Linked DNA regions of Mus musculus: region 1 is linked to region 2. A link is a loop called in an ENCODE intact Hi-C map of the cell type or tissue named here. Cell type or tissue: gastrocnemius. All regions are shown on one strand. Links, peaks and the distances in the headings refer to the core of each region. The heading gives the core; the rest is flanking DNA.

The links. Peaks named below come from ENCODE experiments on the same cell type or tissue, not always from the same donor. Only the 100,000 strongest peaks of a DNase experiment are listed, where the experiment ranks them.
Region 1: it touches region 2 in a loop (2.3-fold over the local background); 2 of 42 quality-filtered maps call a loop at or near these places.

What each region holds. Positions count from the first base shown.
Region 1 is chr6:47,358,914-47,367,706 of GRCm38, forward strand. No RefSeq gene overlaps it. Among named protein-coding and RNA genes, the nearest start is that of Cul1, 91 kb to the right of the region's middle. In gastrocnemius, for the core only: no CTCF peak of the experiment used is centred there; a DNase peak (open chromatin) is centred at 7,590; H3K27ac peaks cover 810 bases.
Region 2 is chr6:47,449,539-47,458,331 of GRCm38, forward strand. It overlaps Cul1 (cullin 1), which reads left to right and starts at 4,781. Exons shown (of 22, transcript NM_012042.4): 1 at 4,781-4,945. In gastrocnemius, for the core only: no CTCF peak of the experiment used is centred there; DNase peaks (open chromatin) are centred at 4,463, 4,755, 5,507 and 7,526; H3K4me3 peaks cover 3,157 bases; H3K27ac peaks cover 3,474 bases.

The sequences.
Region 1 (8,793 bases), core at 488-8,487, 91 kb before region 2:
GATCTTGGGAAAGAACACACACAGGAAATCCCTGTGTCCAAAAATGTCACAAAGATCTGAGACGATGCAAATGAAGCAACCAGTTTCTTCAGGTTGGTCCTCAGCCTGTCATTGATTTTCAGGCTCCTCCCCTACTCCATTCTAAACTTCCTTCATCCTAGACCATTATTTGTCTGATGGGGTGGGGCAGCCAATCATCTCTGAGGTGCCTTAGCTGCCAAGGCCCTGTCACATGCTAGTTGCTGTAATCACCTACTCACAGTTAAAAATTCAGAGCACTAAAAGATGCACTGATCGATCTGTAAATACTTCTTTCTGCCCTCATCTGCCTGCACCATGTTGTAGTCAGTGGTATCAACTCAGGCTGCTAACTCTTTTGCAGAAAGACACTAAAATGATCTGACTAGGTGGCACCCAGAGCTTCAACTATAAGAATTTTTACTATAATTACAGTGGACTTCATGGGACCCTCACCAACTTAGAAGACATAAACTTGCAAGTTGTAGGAAGCAATATGTAGGAAGAGTGACAAAGGCCTCCCTTTGTTTCCAGATTCATGTAACCCACTTGTGCTACTTCTCATAAACAGTACACACACACACACACACACACACACACACACATATATACATAGAATAACTGTTGGTTCTCAGGTTTATACTACTATGTTTTAGAAAGATGGTTGTCAAACTCCATAGGGTGTCATCTCAAAGCTGGAGTCAACCTATGAATTTAAGAGGACACTCCAATGCTTTTATAGACAGATACTGGACCTAGTTCATAAAGAGGTTCAATGTCAATATGTGCACTTTGGATTGCTCCCATAGGTCCACTCACATGCCTTGTTCCCAGATCTCTTTGCTAGTGACTTTCCCAGGATCCTGACAAGACAGACCATCTTAGCCACTGCTAAGGCACCTACATCTTACCTAAGACATGTTCTCCTTCTGCCCTCTCCACAAGCAGCAGTAGCTCTGTGAAGGCAAGAGGTGGGCTCCCTATAGCTAATGTTAAGTTATACTGCAATAAGAATCCATTGCTGGCTTGGCTTACAATGTTAAGACAATCTTTCATAAATTGGGTTGAATTCCTCTATTGGATAGTCATAATGTGCTGCCCCACCCCCACTGAGGACCATGGGTATGAGCTTGAAGGGAGAACAGATCCAAGAGTGGTAGGGACATGGTTCTTCACCACCTTCTGTTGAAGTTCGTTCTGCTCATACTCAGTCTTGGCTGAACCATTTCCATTTGATCACCAGCTACTACCATGCTCACTTAATTCTAACTGAAGACATTTGACAGCATCCAGTCCCTGATCACTACTCTTATCACAAACTTATACAACAAGATTTTCTTCACAAACTGAAGTAAAACTCAAGGATTTTAACTGTCATTATTTTAACAAATGGGTCACACTAGAGAAAGAAATTGAGTTCCAAGAAAGTGAAGTTTATGTAATTGCTTAAAACCCTGCTCACAGATATGAATTTTAAAAAGAAACCCTCATAGTGATGGCTAGTTTTAATTATCAATATACCACAAGCTAGAATTGCCTGGCAAAAGAAGAGTCTCAGTTGAGAATTGTCTAAATCAGGTTGATCTGTGAACATGTTAGTGGGGGACCATCTTGATTATGTTAATGGATGTTTGAAGATACCATCCACAGTGGGTGGAATCATCCCCTAGGCTTGGAGTGCTACCAGGGTGGAGAAAGTAAGCTAAGCACTAGAGGCATGCATATATTCATTCTCTCTCTGCTCTTAACTGTATATGTGATTAGGTTCTTCAGGTTCCTGCCTTGACTTTCCTGAAATGATGGATTGTGACCTGGAAGCCAAATAAACCTTTACTCCCTTAAAGTTGTTTGTGTCTGGGTATCTTTTTTAAATCATAGCAACAGAAATTAAACTAAGATATCTGGTGATGCAGCAAAGAAATGATAACATTCCTAGTGTCTGGAGTTTGGGTCTTATGGTTTTTTTTTGAGTTTTTGTTTTGTTTTATTTTATATATGTATATGTGTGTATGTATGTATGTATATATATATGTATATATATATACTTACATATATATATGTATATATATATGCCTAAATGTAAGTATTTCTAGTGTATACATGCAGGCGCCTATTGAAATCAGAAGAGGGTATAAGAGTATCAGGTTCCTGGAACTAGAGTTGAGGCAGTTGTGAGCCACCATGTAGGTGCTAGAAACTTCTCTCCAAGAGCATTAAGCTTTCTTAACTGCTGAGCCATCTCTGCAGTCCCTGGTTCTGTGTTTTCAATCAGTTACCCAAAGCTTCTCACATTCATTATTCTCCTGAGAAAAATGTTTTCTTTTCCTAAGTAGAGAGATCCTAAAAAAATAAATTGTTGCACTTTTTAGATGTGTTAATATAAATGTGATAATGCTTGTGATCTTACATTTTCTTTTGATTTTTAGTAATGACTGAAGCATCTAAGAAAATTTAAGGTACTAAGGTTGAAATATGTCTTGTTATATTTACAGAAAAGATTTAAGAGTACAAGGAGTTCTTTCTTTTGTAGCCAATACTTCTAGGCTGTCCTTCAACATCTTCAAGGAGTATCACTGATTTTAACTCTGAAAGCCAGGAGGTATCTGTTTATGGAGGACAACCATCCTTGACTGGATTCTGGAGTGAAAAGGGGCTCTGTGATGGAAGGAATGGCCAACCAATTACTGGCCCACCTTGAGACTCACCCCATGTGAGAGAAGCCAACCCCTTACACTATTAATGATACTTTACTATGCTTGTAGAAAGGAGTCTAGCATAACTGGCTCCTGTGAGACTTTATCCAGCAACTGATGGAAACAGATGCAGAGACCCACAGCCAAGCATTGGGTAGAACTTGGGGAGTCTTATGAAAGAGTAGGGGAAGAATTGGGGGCAGAGGGATCAAGGACAACACAAAAAGACCTACAGAGTAATCTAACTTGGGCCCATGGGGGCTCATAGAGACTGAACCACCAATCAAAAAGCATTCAGGGGCTGGACCTACGTTCCATATGTAGATGAAGCAGATATACAGTTTGTGGGTCCCCTAACAATTAGAGCAGGGGCTATTTCTTACTCCATTGCCTGCCCTTTGGGTCCCTTTCCCATAGCTGGACTACCTTGTCTGGCCTCAGTGGGAGAAGATGCACTTAGTCTTGCTGCAACTTGATGTACCAGGGTTGGTTGGTACCCATGGGGGTCCTCCCCTTCTTTAAGGAAAAGGGGATAGCGGAGGGGTGGAAGGGTGGGACTGGGAGGAGAAGAGGAAGGGGGGCTGTGATCAGGCTGTAAAGTTAATAAATGAATGAATAGATAGATAGATAGATAGATAGATAGATAGATAGATAGATAGATAGATAGATGAGAAAAAGAAAAGAAAAGGGATCTGCCATAGGTCTAGACTGTGAAACCTGCACCTAGGGCCTGCACCTAGAGTCTATAACTCATCAGAGTCCATGATGGTTAAGGTATCCATGATTGGTAAAGTCTTGGGAAAACTCCATTAAGGGAGTCTCAGTGTGGGCTCTCACTGATGAGATGGCAGGCCACAGCAATCAGAACATTGATACACTCCACACTTTTTTATCTTGCAAAATTGAACCTCCATACCCGTTAAATAACTCCCCATTAATCATTCTTCCAAGCTCCTAGATGCCATTGTACTTTCTGCCTCTACAAATTTGATACCTTTACATAGCTCATGTAAGCAGAATCATACGAAGTTTTATTTTTATGGTTGGCTAATTTCACTTAGCATATTTCCTCAAGGCTCATCCATAGAAGAATGTAGAAGAATAGACTTCATTTATTTTACGTTTTTAAATTTTTATTTTACTTTTAAGATTGTGTGTGTGAATATACTCCAAGTGTGTGTTAGTGACCCAGGTAGCCAGGGGCATTGGACTCCTTGAAGCTGGTAGAGTTCCAGGCAATTGTGAGCTTCCTGACTTGGGTGCTAGGAGTCAAACTCAGACCCTGTAGAAGAGAAAAAGATGTGTTTAGCCGAGGAATCATCTCTCTATCTCAGCCTTCCATTTGTTTAAAACTGAATAATACCCCACTGGATTACAACATGTGCTTTAGGTATTCATCTGTCAATTGACATTTGGGCTGTTTCCATCTTTTGGCTATGATGATGAAAACTGCTGATATGAATAGAAAAATAAACATTGATGGTAACCAAAATATTTTAATATTTACTAGGCATACATGGGAATCTACCAAGAACAGTAGCGTGTTCCATATCAGTAAGGTTATTGATTTTACCAGTAACCTGCTGGTACCTGCTTCCTGCTCTGCAGATTACTTCCTGTGGAGTGAAGGTCAGCTTCTGATGCTGTGGCTGTTCTTCTCACAAAGTGCTTTTCACCAAACAAGGGTACTTGCTTTCCTGAATTCTACACCATATAGGTGACACACAGGTTTTATTTAAATTTAATCCTAAAGATGCCTTTAGGAACAAATTTCAGAAACCACAATTAGAACTCACCCAAGTGCGTAAAAGAGGGTTTTGTGTGTGATTTTGTTGTTGTTGTTGTTTATACAACTGAAAAGGCAGATGCTTGAATATAGCTGGATACAGGTGCTCCAGAATGTTCTAGGGATTCAAACCTTTTTTAAAATTCTGTCCAGTTTTGTGCAAGTTACTCTTCAAGTACCAGCTCCCTAAGAGTGCCAGGTACATTCAATCCAAGAATAACTCTTTCCCACTTAGTGAAGTTCTCAGACTATCTGATTGGCCCAAATGGGGTGATAAGTGAGGCCATAAACCACTCGCTATGGAAGGAATGTGTCTACTCATCTTGGCCAAGTCTGTCATGTGTCAGATACACACCTGTGAAGCTGTGGGCAGAGCATCTCTCTTTCTGAACTGGACTGTCTGATTGTACTGTGTGGGGAATCTTACAGCCTAGACAAAAAGTGCAGGTACTGCTCCAGAAAGGACATGTAAACATTGGGAAAGAGTGTTACCACTGCCACTGAGGATAACAGAAAAGAATCAGATATGGAAATCGTTTAGCACTAGTTCTAGGACTAATTGCCTTCACAGCATCTAGAGTGTCTGTTCACCCATGAGACCAGAGACACAGTATTTTCTCAGAGTTCTCTTCCAAGTCAGAAAACATATTCCCTGACCATCTTCCCAGAATTAGAGATGGTGGGAATATCCGCTCCCTTTGGGGAAAATTCAGTCCCTGCCAACAGTGTGGTCAGCCATACAATTCCAACAAGCTATTCTTCTGAAAACACAGTAACTCCACATGTATTAGATTTCCACACATCTGGCTTAGTCCATCTGAAATAACAGCATCATGGGGCACCAGCATCTCAGGCCACAAGGGCTTAACTGAGCCAAGTCTCATTCCTGTTCTTTAGATACAGATGGTCCTCATGTATTCTTGGAAACTTCTCCAGAGCCATTCCTTAGCAACTACTTGAAAAAAGAAGCCACATTGCTCTAAGATCAAATAACTGTTGACTAGTCCAGATAAAGTGGTTCACAGAAATTATTTCTTTGAAGCACTGAATATCACAGAGCCCAAGGAACACTAAATATCAATTTTTTAATTTCAATACAAATCTTCCAGGTGGGGCTGCTGCTGCTCTGATAGAGATGGATGTAGTGTTGAGGGTAGAAACAGAAAGTCTGTAGTCAACATAATGGTCTCTTAGCCAGAATGGACATGAAGGAGAGAAGAAGATGAGGCCCTCTGAAGATGGTATGGGTGAGAGAGGGATGGAGCACAACAGGTGCCCAGCTGCCCCTCAGAGGACCCCCACCCCCTGCTCTGAAAGCTTGTAGGCAGCTGTCAGCAGCCCTAGGAGGCTTACAGGGCCAGAGTCCAGAATAGAAGCTGAGCTGCTACCGGCCATGTAATCCCACAGAGGGCTTTAACCTTAATGCTGCAGAGCTCATAGATCTTTCTACCATGCCTAGTGCCGTCCACACAGATGGAAATGGCCAACAGTCTCTTACAGCATTGCCTGCACATCTGGGTGTTTCTAAGTCAGGTATTCACATCTTGGGGACTTCCAAAATCTTGCTTTTGAAGTTATTCCCCAGACAGGCATTAAATGCTTTTAGCACAAGAAAAAAGGTCAAAGTCATGTATAATTGATAATAAAAGGGTTTCAAGTGAGAAAAACTAAGAGTTGTTTTTAAGCATGTCTTGCTTGATTTTTATTTTTATAGCTCAGTTCCAATACTCTCTCTCTCTCTCTCTTTGTTTTTTTGTTTTTGTTTTTGTTTTTGTTTTTCAAGACAGGATTTCTCTGTGTAGCCCTGGCTGTCCTGGAACTCACTCTATAGACCAGGCTGGCCTCAAACTCAGAAATCCACCTGCCTCTGCCTCTCGAGTGCTGGGATTAAAGGATTAAAGGCGTATGCCACTACGCCCGGTACCCAATACTCTTTCTTTGTCTATATAAACACTTAAAGCACATCTGATCTCAAAAGTAACAGCATCTTGACATCCAAACCAGCCCCAACCCTTCTCGCTGTGATGGGCAGTCATCATGTGACCCCGCTCCTTTCATGAAGGTTCTGGTTTGCAGAAGTAGCAGTCTGGAGAGTCTTCAGCACTGTGCTCATTATATGGATTTTGGACACAAAGCAACTGCAGTTGGCTGGCTATAAGGTTCAGTATTAACTACCAACTAGAAGTCTGTTTTTTTTTTTCTTTTAGCCTACCATATCAAATACAAGACTTCATATATATAACTTCGTCCTGACCTTTCTCGTAGGGAGAAAGCACTTTTCTGAGTCTCTGATCCTCTCAGTACAGTCTTGGTCTCTGCCCTCACTTCCATCTATTTTCTGTGCACAGGGAAAGCATCACTTCCTAGAAGTGATGTTTCCACCCTGCCCCCACCCATAGCTTAGTCCCATGCATTCTGTAGCTAAAGAACCCAGGAGACCCCAAACATCCTCCATAAAGAAAACCATTTACTGCCCTTTCTGTTCCAGGACAACTAAAATCTGATTAGCTCAGGATTAAAAGTGCACCCCCACTAGCAACCTTCCTTATTGTTCAGATATTTAAATTTTGCAAACAGAGGCAATGGACTGCTGAGGGCTACAGAAAGGGTCACACTGAAAATGGGGCCATCTGTCACAAAACAGAAGTGACAGTGCCAGGCATTTTAAATGACAGAGTATGGGGATCTCTGTCTTTGTTTATGGATTTCATAAGGTCCTCTAATAGAGCTTTGTGGCTGAACCAAATTTAAGGTTACTAAATACTGTCCCCAGATGAGACCATGTGTCACAACAATTAGTACAACGTCATAGAAATTGTCCAGGAGTGAGGGGTGAAAGATCTCTGAGTTCAGAATCAGGAACAGAAGAAGAGAAATGCAGAATTTTCTGTTCTAGAGGCAGGCATATCATTTTTCCCTAAGGGGTCAACCTCTAAGCAGCCCCTCCCTCAACTCTGCCATGAGGGAGTCTGTGTCCCCATACTGACAACAGCTGTGTATGGTCTCTGAATCCAGCTTGAGTTTCAAAACACTCCAGTTGACCTTACACCCAGCATACCGTTTGCCCTCAGGGTGGCCAGCTGGCTCCTCCGCACAATCCAGGCTTCCTTGCCTTGAAATAAGCTTCCTCCCTGGGAATTCTATTTCACTCTCACCTAGTCTTGACCCAAATGTCAGGATGTCTCTAACTTAATGGCTCAGTCTGTCTGAGAAGCAGCTGAAGTAGTGGGACTTTGAAGTTTGTCCATTTCTTTGTTACCCAGCAACGCACACCAAAGGCCGCAGGTTCAGTCTTCCCATCTGAAGTGGCTACCATGCCTCCCATTAGCAAGTAGCCATATCCCCATCACTCATGGAAGCATTTACAGAGAAAACAAGGGAGGAACTGAGGGTAGCACTAAGTTGATTAAACTTTCCACAGCCCTACACAAAGTCATCTGGGGGATTTTGAGGGGATGGGTGGCCCTAATTCAATTCTGTATGATTCTCCACACAAGAGGACATATGCTCATCAAATGTCAGGAACGGCACTGTGTATTCCACAGCTCTTTACCTGCCTCTGCAAGGCAGCTTCAGCAGCAACCCTGTCTTCTCAATAGGTCTGCATCTTTCTAGACACCTTTGTGATGATAACCTGTTTAGTCCAGCTCAGAAAGGCGCAGATTCCCACCAGTTTAACTACCCCTAAGGGTAAAGTAGGTCACATGGAATGATCTTCCAGCCAAGGAACAGCTGCTCAACAAATAACTTATGAAAAAAGATGTTTTGATGGATGGACTAAGTCCATTCCCAAGAATGGTTGAAAACTGCCTGTGTTGGTGGAGAATCTCTGTTATTTCCTCATAATTACAACTAAAACCAATGGAAACAATCACAAACCAATGGAAACAATCACCCAACCCAACAACTCCATAATATAGCTCACAGTGCTTATATTGACAGTCTCTTTCACCTGATCAGAATGAGATTTTTTTTTTTTTTGGACATCTAGTAAACTTCCAGCCACTTCTTCTCCCCCTCCCTCCTGCAGAAAGTCTGTCACAATGATCTAAGATGATAATTCTGACTTCACAAGCTTTAGACTATTTCTTCTAGGTGTTAATCAGTTGTGGCCATATGGTGAGGGTGAGGTAATTCATTTTTACTTTACAATGAGTGCCTTAATTGCATTTTCAGTACTAATATCAGTCCTTCTGTTTATTTGAGTTCCTAGGAGCTGCAGGGAATGTGATATGAATTACAATGAGGACAAGCCTCAGCTGAAATCCTGCAGTCAATAAGGATTCCACTCCGGAT
Region 2 (8,793 bases), core at 611-8,610:
AGAAGAGAATGTAGAGAGAGGAGAAGATGCCATGGGGTGAGGGAATGTGAGAACTGGCCACGAGGGCTGGCCAGTCAGAGTACGAGGAGACCAGGTATAACATGGCAAGTCAGATCTCAGGGTTATGGGCAGGGAAGTAGACATAACAGCACAGAGGGTAGACACATGCCCAGCTCGAGCTGATTAAGGCTCATTACAAATATAAAAGTTTTGTATCTTTTATCTGTGAACAAAATGATCTAAGGTGGGGTAGAAACCCCCAATTAGAAGTCAGTTATGTCAACGGATGTTTACCTGAAGCAGACACAGGTGAAAGGATGTTTTGCTAAAGCAAGTACATGAAAGGATGCGTGATGAAGGATTCTTCACTAATGACTCACATGTATTAGTTCACCTTACAGTATAGCTGAGCTCCATTTGTCATGACTCCATTGAGAGAAATGCACCAAAAACTTCTGGTGGTGCTCTGGGGGCTTCTTACCACTTCCTTAGACGCCTGCTGATTGGCAGAGTGATGTCAGCTGATACAGACTCAAATGGAGTTTTGCTAAGGCAGACTCACATGTTGAGGCAAGACTTTTCATAAGGCTAGACCCATGGAGGACACGGGATGTTTGTAGAGAGTATAAATAGGACTCAATAGTGACAGGCTTGCATAACTTTGTAAAGTTTCTTGGTCTTGGGTTCTCATTGATCTTCATTTCTTTAAGAGAGGCACCACAAATAACTTCTCCTGGCCTAATCATGCCAGGGCTGCTGATTTGTGTTTGCTATACCGACTACTAAACTGGACTGCTGGTGTATTCATGAAGTACCTGTGAGTGGATCGAGCTGCTGCTGCTGCTGAATTGTGTGAACTGAACTGCTGATTTCCTGACAATGCAAATGGAATCTGCTCCAAAGAACAATTTCTAAATGGGTTCACTTCCCCTATCTCCTAATAACCTTTCTTTTCTACTAGCCCTGATGGGTGGTGGGCTAGAAGGGAGGTTAAAGCATTTATGAACCATTATTAAAAATAGGGTTGAGAAAAATCAAAGGCCTACAAGGATGTACTACTTTTGACAAGGAACCAGGCTTAGTCTCCAGCACCCTCTGGAGACTGGCCTCTTCACAAACTGTAAATTCAGCTCCAGGGATTAGATACCTCTGACCTCAACAGATACCTGATTTTACATGTACATACTCATACACCCCAAATACATACATAAGTAATCAAAAATGTCTTCAAAATTGTATACACAATTAAAAATAAATATATATTTTAAAAAATCTCATTTACTTGACTGACCGACCCCTGGTCAGTTTTGTGATATAGGCTGGCCTTAAATTCACAAAGATATACCTTCTCTGCCTCCTGAGATTAAGAGCATTTGTCATTATGCCCAGCCTAATCCTTTTATAACAATTACGTTGAAGGCTAGGGAGATGGCTCAGTGAATTAAGAGCTTTTTGCAGAGGACATGAGTCCTATTCCCAGCACACAAATGGTAACTCATAAGTGTCTGTAACTCCAGATCCAGGGGCTTGAACACTCTCTTCTGGTCTTCTCAGTACCAGGTACGCATGCACAGATAATACATATATGTGAAGGCAACACACTTATACATGCAATTGCAGGTTTTGCTTTTATACAGTGCACAAGAGAGTCTCTCAACACATACCCATAAAAAATTAAAAATTGCCAGGTGTGGTGGCTCACGCCTTTAATCCCAGCACTCGGGAGGCAGAGGCAGGTGGATTTCTGAGTTCGAGGCCATCCTTGTCTACAAAGTGAGTTCCAGGACAGCCAGGGCTGTACAGAGAAACCCTGTCTCGAAAAATCAAAAAAAAAAAAAGAAAAAAATTAAAAATTACACAGCCTAAAAACAAATTAAGTTCATTAGAACATATAAAGCATAGTAAACATTGTAGGATTATAACTTTAAAAACTTGGACAGAAGGAACATGGAGTGGTTCCCAAATTCAGGTTCTGGGTCTTTATTATCATCAGAAATATCAATGTTTAGCTAACATTCCTTGAGCTATTATCACCTCCATATCAGAGGATGATGAAACACTGAGAAGTTTAATAACTTGCTCAAGCCTACCCAGTTAAAAATGGTTCACACAAATATAAACTCTGGTAGTGTCAGCTTCTGGTTTTGCTCTTTTCCTTCCAAGTTTGGGTCTTAGATCTGAAGTTTGCAATTATGTCTCTGGGTAATTCACAAACCTGTGAAACCCATTTACTTTCCACAGACTAGTTTCTTACCCAAGTCTTAGAAATAATAGTTCCTATGGTTGTTCAAGTGACTCAGTACTCTTCAATCTGAGTAGTAAACATGCTGTGAGCAGGCTTCAATGTTCTTCCAGCAAAATACTGGAAAAAAAAAAAAACTGGCAAACTTAAGAAAAAATCCTGCACCCCAACCCATACCTGAAGGCACACATGGGAAGCTAGCAATGAGGTATTTTAAAAATAGCTATTTTAAAAATAGCTAATCTAAAACTTGCGTTTTTTCCAGTTCATTATTGTTTCTAATTTACAAAGAGATTTTAATCCCATTGACTTTGTCCTGATAAAGACCTTTGGGACAGTTTTGAGCTTTGATTCTGGTGTCACTCTCTTTCCAAACTGGCTCATCCAAAGAGATATCCATTTTGCTGAGACAGAGAAGATGAAGAGTGTTTTGAGCATGAAAGTTACTATTATATCTTTTTATCCTGTTAGGTAGGGTTATCTGCTCAGAACAGATGCCACCTGGTTGCAAAGTGGACACAGGTGAATGAACAAATCAATGAAAATGATAGTATTGACAGTAAATAAGATACTTTAAAACAAGGAATGGAGGCAGGGCGAATCAGGGAGTGGATTCAGATAGATTAAATACTTGTATTAAGGCAAAATGGGTTGGAGAAAACCCTCAAGTTGACATACAAACTCATATCCAGAGGTGAAAAATCACAGGAAAGGAGACCATATAGACTGGTGAGACTGAAGACAACAGATTAGGAAATATAGAGAGGAAGTAAACTGTTTTCTATGAATACATGGGAATCCAGTTTAAAATGAAAGCCAAAATATACAAGGAACAAGCCTTACATTTATCTCCACCCTTACCATATGTCTACAGAAAAGTTACTAAAAACATGTTTCTTTTGAATGAGTTATTGAGGTGTTTGACATAAAACAAATTAAAAACCTTTTCCCCAGACAAACGTAAAGATAATATAATTTGGTATACACATGCAGAAACAACACTTCTAAAAAATACTTAATAGATGTTGACAAAAAGCTACAGTTCGATAGAAGACACTAAACCAGCAGTTCTTAACTTCCTAATGCTGTGACTCTTTAATACAGTTCACCAGGTGACCCCCAATCAGAAAATGGTTTTTGTTGCTATTTCATAACTGTAATTTTGCTGCTATGAATCGTAATGTAAATGTGTTTGGAGATAGAAGTTTGTCCAACGGGTGTCCATCCACAGAATGAGAACTGCTGGACTACACACCAGTGGGACTTTCTTTTGAGAGGAAGCACGGGTTACTCAAGTTGTGGATTTGAGACCTGTCAGGTCTGCTGAGGATTTCTGCCCCGAAATGGTGCATTAGAAAGAATCTCTGTGGTGTTCTAGTTTGGTGAAAAGTTACAGAAGTTACATCAAATACATCTTTGGCCCAGATGATGAGCTAACTGAAAATCTTCCCTTGCTAGTTCACAGAATTAAATGGCAGATCTAAGCTAGGATATTAAAACAGCTGCCTCTAACAAGGTATGGGGTAAATCCATTCTTTCTCCAGCCTCTCACCTGTGGCTAGGGGTGTTGCCAAATTTACAATTGAATATTACAAAGCACAAGATGACAGCAGCTGATTTCCAATGGGTGAGATTATTCTAGATGTAAGAATACTACTTCATGCCATCCCAGGTTGGAATCGCAACTCCCAACTCTCCCTAACTAAACCATATACAGTGAAAGTGAAAAAAGGCTCTCAAGAAGGAAGGGAGGCCACTGCTGAAAAGTATTAAAGAGGGAGACACACATCCACGTGGGTATGTGGGCAAGCTGGAGGTTTCCGCAGGAGGATCTCCAAGGCCTGCAGGTAGAAAGGGGGGTCGGTGAAGCAGTAGCACTTTTCTCTTGAGTCCGCCTGCCCATTTGACTTTCTCATCTCACGGTTGGGGATACTGCCTCTGGTTCAACTCCAGGACAGGAGACACCAGCCAGGATCAGTGCAGTTGGGACCCATGTCAGCTCCCGGGAGGTGCATGGAGGGGAGGGGCAGGGGAGCTCAAAGCCCCTCTCCCACAGCCGCTTCCGGAAGTGTCTTCAGAGGTCAGAGCCCCCAGCCTCGGCTCGGTCTCCACGAGAAGTCCGAAGTGGCGGGAAGCCGGCACTCGAGAGGCCGCCCCGACGCGAGGGCGGCGGGAAAACCTGGCGGAGGATTCCGCTCGTCCGGCAGGACCCGGCTCGGCGTTTGGGAAGCAGAGGCCATGGCTCGCAGGTAGAAATGCCCGCGCGAAGCGGGTCCTGGCCACGAAGCGGGTGACCAGGGCCTCTGGGGGGGCCGTTTCCGTGCCCCTCCCGCGCCGCCGCAGGCCCGGCGATGGCGGCGACGGTTTCTTGGCTCCCCCGCCCCGGACGCCGATGGCGGTGCGTTCCGGCCCTCCCTCCCCCACGGCTTCGCCCCGCGGTCGCCAGAGCCGGTGAAGCCGGGAGGGCGGGGAGCGGCGGAGGGACGGCGAGAGGGCGGAGGTTGCGTGGTGCAGGCGGCGGCGGCGGCGGCGGGAGGAGGAGGGCCGGCAGGCGGGCAGGGGAGGAGGAGGAGGAGCGGGCGCCGTGTCGCACGCAGCTCCAGGCGGGGCAGCCCGGGCGCTGAGGGACGCGGCCAGACCTCGGCGGGCCCCGCGAGCACTACACGCCGTCGCCCGAGCGTCGGGGGGCGCCCGGAGATGCGGGTGAGTAGCGGCTCGGGCCGCGGTGGCGGGAGGCAGCGCAGGCCACGGCGGAGCCGCGGCGTCGCAGTGACTCGGGCCGCGGCGTCCGAGCCCGGGCTGCCGGCGAGGCCTGAGGCGCCGCGCCGCGGCTAGGCGGAATGGCGGCCGGGCCGGAGAAGTCGTGGGCGTAGGACGCCGAGGGCGGAGCGGAGCGGCCAGGCCCGGCCTGAGTCACCCGGCCGGCCAGGCTCGGCCTGGGCCGGGACTCGCAGGGCCAGGCCCTGGCTACGCACTGGGAAAAAGCCGGACTCACCGCGGCCTGTGGCGCCGACCTCGGCGCCTCACGCGCCACCCCTCCCTTCCCCTCGGCCCTGGGGGTTCCGCTTGGCCGGGGTGGCTCAGGGCCGGGGGACTCGTGCTCTCGGGGATCCGGGGGCACTCATTGTTGCGACGGTGCGGGGCATGATTATTGGGTAACAGTGGTGCCGGGCTCCGTTCTCTCTGGGAGCGTGGCCGAGCAAGGCGCGCCGGGATGCGGTGTGCTTTTCCAAAGGAACGGAGCCCCCGGGCGTCCGCCAGCTCTCCTCAGTCGAACTGGGCCCTCCCTGTGCGGCGGCCTCGGCGCGTCCCCGGTCCCGGCGGGAGCGCGCGCTCTGACCCCAAAGGTAACCCGGCACCGGGCCAGGAGGACTGAGTCGGGGGCTGTAGACTCTGCGGGCCTCTATTCTTAAATCCCGCGTGGCCCTGAGAACCCCCTCTTTCTGTCACCTGTGCACTGTGTTGTTACTCAGGAGATAACTAAGAAAGCAAGGAACACTTGCACTCTCATTCCTTGAGCCTAAGCCCCAAAGTTAAGGGAGCTAGGTATGCCAAAAAAGGAGGATTCCCCTTTTCTGAGAGGTCACTGTTGATACTTGTGGTTAGTTCACAGTCGTTGGGGGTTTGTGGGACGGGCACGCATGCCGAAATGCAGTCAAGTTGTTCAAGTGCTTTTAGTTGCCCTGTGTGTACTTGCTCTTTGCTGGAGTAGCATTAAAACAGCCAAAAGCTAAGAATGGAATAAATGATTACTGTTTTAGAAAGGCACTGGGGTGACAAAAGAGGAACTAAGCTCCTTTTACTTCAATTTTTAGGACCTAAACCTAACACTCTGAAGAAGCCAGTGTAGTTGAGGAAAATAAGGATATGAGGTCTTTCTTTGTTTGAGAAGGCTTTAAGATTTCTCTTTTTACTTAAAACTTGTATTTGTTGCTTCCCATAGTAAGTTGAAACAGTTATAGCTCATTTTAAATTCTGAGTATGCAACACAACACTGGCTTGTTTTATCTTCTATTCTGCCCATTTTTGGAGGTTTTGGGGAGCATTTACTAAGCCTTAAGCCTGGGAGAAAAGACCAAAGTGCTTTCTAAAAATGCTAACCTTTCTCTTTCCTCCCTGTTGGCATCATCTTTAAAAAACTGTTTTGCCCAAAAGACAACCAATTTTAGATAGGCTAGGGTGTTTGTAAGATACATCTTTCCTGAGTCTTATGGTCAGGCCCTGGAAGGTGTGGCCCAAATTCCTAGTATGTCACATACATCTGAAGTCTGAGCTAATTTGGCCAGGTGTCTTTAGATATTACATAGACTCTGTTGTTCAGGGAACTCCACCTTCTTGCGCTAATTAATTTTGTCAGTGCAGGCTTATTTCCCATACATGTGACTATGAAATCATTGAAGACACAGACTAAGTCCTTTACTTTGTAACCCTCAGATAACAGAACATGATCTTGCTGGTACCATGAATGATTTTTTTTTTCTTTTTTGGACTAATCCTAGGGTTTTACTACTCCCCTTCATTTTGGCTGCAGAAAACATAGTCACTGTTGCTGCTGAGCTTGTTAAAAGTGCAAGTTTACTATTATGTTGCATGCTTCCCTAGAGTGAAAACTGTTATTTTTCTTGTGTCCCCCTTCCACCTGCATAACTACATACTGTATCCTAGGGAAAAAATGGTTGAGGGTTTCTTTAGTTGTGGAAATCTAAACAGTTTGTAAAATTAAAATTAATCATTCTAATTTAAGGAGTCAGTATTTTTTTAAAAAACAAGTTTGTTTACCCCTTTGCCTTTGAAGTAAAGCCGGTTAGTATTTAAGGCTGTTACCTGCTGGGAAGATAGTCCAGCCCAGTTGTACCAAAAGTTTCTGTGGGAGGATAAGGGACCTTCATTTCAGCAAGGAAAATTATGTTTAAATGAACAAACCTTAAGTCAAACAATAGTTACTTGGCATTCTTAAGATTTAATTTGTTAGGGCCCCTCAAAGTTATAACTGTCTTGAAGTTTGAGCACTTCATAAGTCCCAAAGCCTAGTCTTTTTTACCTTTCCCATGAAGTCATGGGATAAATTGATTTTTGAGAATCAGTGGTTTCATTTTGAACTCATCTTTTAGGTATGCTTGGAGGAAAAAGCTGTTAACCATCTATTTTAAAGGACAGTTCTAAATTCATCTTTTAAAAAAGCATGTATGTGCATGCACCACAGTGCACGTGTGAAAGCCAGAAGACAAACTTCATAGTCTCTTCTCTATCTTGTGGGTCTCAGGGATTCCGTAAACTTGGCAGCAGTTCCTGAGTCTTGGCAGCAAGCACCTAAGGTAGTTTTTAAGTGATACCATCTAACTTCTAAGTTCTTAAAATGAGTGGATTCCATGGGAACATAACCAATGAGACATTGGAGAACTACCTTATAGAGCATAGTATATCATTTCATGTTTGATCACCAGGGTTATGTAAAGTCTTGATAGTATTTTTTTTTTCCCTTGGGAAACCTGGACAGAAGGAAGATTCTGCTCTCTGGCTTCCACTCACGCTTCAGCTTGATTGTACTTCTGATCTGTTCTGGGTCTTTTTCTTATCACTTTAGCTCAGGCATCTTCATTTTAGGAAAGCTGGTCTTGCCATCCTGTCTAGGACCTTTCCCTAGGTCCTCATGTTGTCTATGTTGTTTATGTCATGTTGTCTATGGATCTATCCCAGTGCTTAACATTCTGATGACACTTGGTGGTTTCTTCTATTAGACTGACTTTACCTAGGGGCAGGTGGAACAAATCTGACTCTAATACCTAGCACAATGCTCATGTCAAAATCTATGTACATCCTCCCACTTCAGATCTTTACAAAGCCACGTGAAGTGTAAGTACTGACATTTAGCTCTCCTTGTAGAAAATAGAAGGGTCCTGGACTTTGGGTAGTTTTCATCAAGACTATGAAGGTGTAAAGCCTCAGGTAGGAGGTTAGAGCAAGATGGTCATCCCAGAGTTTGAACTTTTAAACAAGGGACTCACCTTGAAAGTGATGTATATGAAATTAAAGGAAGATTAGCAGAGATTAAAATGAAAGAGTCTTTAAGGATTGATGTCTGACCATTACAACAGAATTCATCATACATAATAAGTATGGTTGGTTCCCAAGAATGAGTTTCTTCTTCCTGGTCCTTCAGAAAACACTAGAGAGTAGACAGTGATGGTATAAGCATAAACATTTGTAGAACTTTGGGGCTATTGTTAAATTGGGTGTAATGTTATGATTCATTGGCCTTGCAAAAAATCTTAAATCCATTTAATAAGCTAATTTTTTAAAGGCCTGTGTCAGAAAATACTTAAGAAAACAGACTACCAATTTAAGTATGTGTAAAGTATGCAGTGGCTTAAGTAATTAAACCACTGTAAAATAGTAGTGATTTTAGGTGAACTTGTGTCTTTTAAAAGATTTTTATAAAAAAATTAGTAACAAAGAAAGTATCAATTTCAAGTCTCAGGTTTGAGAAACTTAATACCAAAAATAGACTTTAAAGAAGAACTGATTACTTCAGACTTGTAAAACTTCCTTAT